2 separate regions of the Homo sapiens genome follow, and region 1 is linked to region 2. Evidence: read pairs that join two places in POLR2A ChIA-PET (ENCODE). Cell type or tissue: Panc1. All regions are shown on one strand. Each heading gives the region's core, and the rest is flanking DNA. Links, peaks and the distances in the headings are about the cores only. Region 1 has its middle 37 kb from the start of SEC11C. Region 2 has its middle 1.9 kb from the start of RAX.

What was found. Peaks named below come from ENCODE experiments on the same cell type or tissue, not always from the same donor. Only the 100,000 strongest peaks of a DNase experiment are listed, where the experiment ranks them.
Region 1: POLR2A ChIA-PET joins it to region 2 with 10 read pairs; 2 of 35 experiments call an interaction of 5 or more read pairs at or near these places.

The regions. Positions count from the first base shown.
Region 1 is chr18:59,101,375-59,104,288 of GRCh38, forward strand. No RefSeq gene overlaps it. Among named protein-coding and RNA genes, the nearest start is that of SEC11C, 37 kb to the right of the region's middle. In Panc1, for the core only: no CTCF peak of the experiment used is centred there; no DNase peak of the experiment used is centred there.
Region 2 is chr18:59,273,916-59,276,829 of GRCh38, forward strand. No RefSeq gene overlaps it. Among named protein-coding and RNA genes, the nearest start is that of RAX, 1.9 kb to the left of the region's middle. In Panc1, for the core only: no CTCF peak of the experiment used is centred there; no DNase peak of the experiment used is centred there.

The DNA.
Region 1 (2,914 bases), core at 316-2,815, 170 kb before region 2:
ACCTACTCTTCCCAAGGGTTTCTCTAAAAACAAGGGATGCTGCAAGGAGACCCACACAGACTTTCCCTTATCTTATTTGCTGCATGGGGCAGGTAGAAAGACATCTAGGTTCTATTGGTGCTAGTAGGGGTGGTGGCGGGGATTCACCCCAGGCAGGCGGTTGTTCTGCCCGATGCCTGCCCAGGGCTAAGGCTTGTGGCCAGCACACTCCCCCATCAGGGCTCCCTTGAGTAACCTGAAGGTCCCCTGTGCTCAGGAGGATTGCTCAACCACTGAACTTCTACTATTATCATTAACAGTAACAAAACATAATCAATAATCCACAAAACTGCACTCCTAACTCCTTTCTTTCTGAAATCACATTCCTATCTAGGTTTAGGGAAAAAAAGACAGGAAAGTGTGTGTGAAGTTAAATATTTGTGTATCCACGTATGCATTCCGGTCACTGAAGAAATAAAGGATAGTATAAAACATAGATCCAACCCTCAGAAGCAATTTCAGAGTGGTGAGGGAGAGAAAAGAATCACAAAGGGCAAAGCAAGCCTGTGTGACCATCTCCAGAGTAATGTAGACAGAGGATGTAGGAACTCTGAGCACAAGTGGCTTTTTTCTCCCATCCCCAAGAGGGCGAGGAGGGACGAAGGAGCCAGGAGGGAGTCTGCTCAGCTGCACCGTTCCTAGCATGTGGCAGGTGCACAGCAAGTGTTTCTCCAAGGGAAGTAACAGGGCATCCAGGAAACTCTTACGCTCCCTCACTCTGAGCCATGTTGCTTATTTCCATACTGATTGACCTTAAAATGGATTTGTGTGCATGTGAAATTTGTCATGCTTACAAGAGGGTGTATAATGTACTTTTATAGCTCAAAGAAAAATAAATAACCATGGACCTGCCACCCATTTTAAGAAATAAAACATTTCCAAGCCCCTTGGATCTCCCTGGGAGCCCCACTCCAATCATTCTCTGTTCACTTTCTTCAGAGGTAATCACTGTCCTGAATCTCAATTGTCTATTACTTCTTTTCTTTTCTTTTTGTTTTTCCCTTCCTTCCTTCCTTCCTTCCTTCCTTCCTTCCTTCCTTCCTTCCTTCCTTCCTTCCTTCCCTCCCTCCCTCCCTCCCTCCCTCCTTCCTTCCTTCCTTCCTTCCTCTCTCTCTCTCTCTCTCTCTCTCTTTCTTTCTTTCTTTCTTTCTTTCTTTCTTTCTTTCTTTCTTTCTTTCTTTCTTTCGTTCGTTCTCTCTTTCTTTCTTTCTTTCTTGACAGTCTCGCTCTGTCACCCAGGCTGAAGCATGATCTTGGCTCACTGCAACCTCCGCCTCCTGGGTTGAGGTGATTCTTCTGCTTCAGCCTACTGAGTAACTGGTATTATGGGTGCCTGCCACCACACTTGGCTATTTTTTGTACTTTTAGTAGAGATGGGATTTCACCACATTGGCCAGGCTGGTCTCGAACTCCTGACCTCAAGTGATCCACCTGCCTCAGTCTCCCAAAGTGCTGGGATTGCAGGCGTGAGCAACTGCGCCCAGCCACTATTACTCATTTTCATTCACTTCAGAGTTTTACCACAAATGCATGTATCCCTAAGCTTTTGCTTATTTAGATTTGCCTGTGTTTTAAACTTACATAAACTTAATCATACTGCTACTTGCTTTTGATCTAATATAATGCTTTTGAGGTATATCCATGTTGATACATGTGGGAATAAAATATTTTTTATATTTAATATTTCATTGCTTGAATGCATCATAATTTATCCATTTTACTGTGGATGAGCATTTTGGTTGTTTGCAGTTTTGTTAGTGGAATAATGCTACTATAAACATTCTGTGTGTGTCTCCAGATGTGGGTGTGTGAGAGTTTCTCTAGAATACATACCTAGGGGCAGATTGATGCTTCACAGGTTTGCGCATCTTCAATTGTACTTAATAATGCTCATCTTCTTCCACAGTGGTCCTACCAATTTACTCTCTCACCAGCAGAGACTGAGAGCTTTTGTTGCCCTGAATCTTTAACCCTTCTTGTCAGACTTTTAAATTTGGTTCAATCTGGGCAGTATGAAATCTCATTATGGGTTTTGGTTGTATTCCCTCCCTAGTTACTAATGAGGTTAAAAAATGTTTTATATGTTTATTATGCATCCATGTTATTTATGTGAAATGCCTTTTGTTAAAGCCTTTTTTTTAGAGAATTATAGGATTTCTTTTATATTCTGGAAACTAGTTCTTGATTTACGTATTCTAAGTATCTTCTCTCAATTCATGGTATGTTTTATCTCTCTCTTTTAATGGTATCTTTTGATTTGAAAAAGTTCTTAATATTAATGTAATTAAAATTTTCAATATTCTGTTTATTTATTTATTTTCTTAGAAAGGGTCTCACTCTGTCACCCAGGCTGAGTGCAGTGGTACAATCACAGCTCACTGCAGTCTTGATCACCTATGCTCAGAAAATCCTTCTGCCTCAGCCTCCCCAGTAGCTGGCACTACAGGCACACACCACCACGCCCAGCTAATTTTTTAGTTTTTGAAGAGACAGGTGTCTTGCTCTTTTCCCCAGGCTAGTCTCGAACTCCTGGACTCAAGCGATCTTCCCTTCTTTTTTTTTTTTTTTTTTTGAGATGGAGTCTCACTCTGTCACCCAGGCTGGAGTGCAGTGGTGTGATCTCAGCTCACTGCAACCTCTGCCTCCTGGGTTCAAGTGATTCTCATGCCTCAGCCTCCCCAGTAGCTAGGATTACAGGCGTGCACCACCATGCCCAGCTAATTTTTGTATTTTTAGTAGAGACAAGGTTTAGCCATGTTGGCCAGGCTGGTCTCGAACTCCTGACCTCAAGTGATCCGGCCCCCTCAGCCTCCCAAAGTGCTGGGATTACAGTTGTGAGCCACCATGCCTGGCCTCCTTTTTCTTTTTTTTTTTT
Region 2 (2,914 bases), core at 136-2,635:
GAAGGCTTCCCAGCCCCGCACTCGTCGCAGTTTGAATTTCCCCTCGCTGGCTCCCTTTTCGGGACCCACTCCTTTCTTGGCTGGGTTGTACGAAGTCCCGGACCTCGCGTTTAGTTTGTCCGTCTATATCTGTTGTAACTCCTCCCAGTCCCCTCGGACTTGAGCGCCGGCAGCCTCCCTCCTTCCCCGCAGCGCCCACCCCAGGGCCATTTATGTCCGCAAGTCCGGTGACCTCTAGCGCCCGATCGCCCAGCAGGAGACTGGGAGCCCCGAGTCGGATGTGCTGCCGGGCTCAGGTCCCGCAGGAGACCCACCTGGAGTTCCTCGCTCCCGCCCCTTGTCCTGCGGGGAGGGCGGGCTCCTTTACTGATGAGCAGCGGTGTCGCACTCCCGCCTCCCTCCAACACTCCGGGCCAAGGAGATGGCCCAGAGCTGGCTGGGGAAGGACCTTCTCCCGGGGAAGAGGCCTCTCGCCTCCCCGAGGGTTCAGGAGTAATTGGCTTGCAGTTCTTTCTCCTTTGGACCCCCTCGAGGCTTCCGTGGCCCACAGTGACTGATCGGCCACTTGGAAAGATGATTGGATAGGGTGAGTGTGTTTCACCTCCAGCAGCGCGGATGGACAATGGCGCTGTGAACGTCTCACCCCTCAAATCTGAGGCGAGACCCGAGGCGAGCGCTTGGCCTTCCCTGAACTGGTGGCCTGAACCGTGAATTAAAATGCTTTCCTATAAAAGCTCAAGGACCTAGAGGACAATATCCCTAAAATCTCCTTTTCAGTAGGCGCTCTGATCTCCACAGCAGGGGTGTCTTCTTTATCCCGCTTGCGTTCAGACAAGCGTTTGCTGCGTCCCTTTAGAGGGCAAGGCAACCGTCGAGGGCCACGTCGTGGGCATCAAACAAATTGGGAAAGGCCAGGGCCGTTGGCCTGGTGGAGTTTAACGTCCAGTCTGGAAGACAAGACAAAGGAAGAGGGAAAACACACATCCTCAGATCCCCAACCTTTAAATTGGTGTTAGAAGGATGTTTGCGGAGGACAAGTCAATTTCTTAAGGATCATTCAATGGTTAATTCCCCATGATGGGCATATCTACTTTTAATAAAACTATATAATGGCAAACTAAAATAAGGGCAAGCATGTGACTGCAGGAGATAGAAATTGAACTAATTCAAGTCAGAAATTATCTTTTAAGAAAAAAGCTAAAATTAATGAAAGTTAATAGCACTTTACAGTGTTCACATATTACTTTATTTACTTATTATTTATTTGTCTGTTTATTTTAGAGACAGGGTCCCTCTCTGTTGCCCAGGCTGGAGTGCAGTGGCATGATGGTGGCTCACTGCAGCCTGGAACTCCTGGGCTCAAGCAATTCTCTCGACATGTCACTTTGTAGGTTTCAGAATCTTCTCACATTCTTCATGTCATCTGATCTTCACAACCTTGTGAGGTGAGCAGGACAGACATATTGGTCCCCATTTTACAGAAGAGGAAACTGAGGCTCAAAGTGATACAGCTATTAAGTGGAAGGGTCAGGACTAGAACTCAGGCCACTGACTCCTTGTCCAGTGTTTTCTGCCTGCAGCTCATTTGTAATTATTATTGTAGTGTGTGATCTTTTTGAAAAGAATCAAAGCCCATCTTAGCCTGCAGTCTGTCTTTAATCCTTCCCTGAGACTGGATTCTGCATCTAAGAGGCGGAGGTAGAAGCAGTTTAGCTCCCAGAAGAAATAAAGTCAGAGCCTATAGAGAGTGGGCTTTGGGTACCGGCATCCAGGGCAAATTAACAAACCCTCTGGAAAGTCCCCTGACAGACCAGGTTTTGCCTCCTCCTCCGCCCCTCCTCCACCTTTCCAGGGCCCACAAATGGCCTGGTGGCACCCGAAAAGGTCTGACTGCCAGTGACATAGACCAGGTGGCTGACGTGCTGAGGTGGTGGTGATCAGAGGGCAGCTGTGGGGATAATTAATTGGTATTTGTTGTTCCCCCTCTGACCGAGAATGCTTTTTATGCAAACTTCCCCAATATTAAATTGATCTCGATAATCACCGCTAAACAAAGATTGGCAGCGTTTCCTTAAGCTCCTGCCCACACGCTGCTAAGGGGTTTATGGCCTTGTTTTCCAAAGTTAATTCCTCTGGAACTGCCCAGCTCCTCCTAATAAGTCCAGGTGAGGTTAGCTTTTATTTACTGTTTGTTTCAGAGTCTGGGGAAAAAAGCAGAAAAGACTTCAACAGCCACTGGCGAGGGCAGGGGTGGTGGTGATGGGGGTGGGGGAGACAGGGCAGAGGAGGACAAGGGGGAGTTGGGGCTTCCTTTGTGCAGGACATAAAGAGCTAGTCAGTACCATTGTGGGCACGGTGGAGGGTACTCCAAGCAATCAGCCGGGGGTCATTGTTAGGGGCTAATCTACGTGTGTATTTCCCAAGAACTCGATTAGGGAAGATGAATGGACTGGGCCATGTCCCTAATTCTTCTAGCATGAAGCTGCATTTTTCCAGCAGTTAGGCTAGCTCATAATCAGCCCTGCTTCAGCAACAGTAAGGAGCCTGGCTTCTGAACCCCACCTCTGATTAATTCATTAATTCATTAGATGGATCAAAGAAAACCCCTCCTTCCATCCCCCACCTGCGGCCAACCTTAGACACAGCTAAAGCCCCATTAAACTTCGGATGGTTGGGAGACACACATTTCCAAACGTGAGGAAGTTGTAGTATAAAGCGACTCCTTGATCGTGGCTGTATGGAGAAGGTCCAATTTCTGGAAGTATTCTGGATGAACAGTCTCACCTACAACACGGGGGAGACATGCATATCCCTGTGCACTGGACGGAGAAGGAGAGGGAGAGCGGTGAATTAAGGACATTCAGCCACAGTCTCTAGTCATTTCACCTCTCAGCGATGTTTTACATTAGGGTGA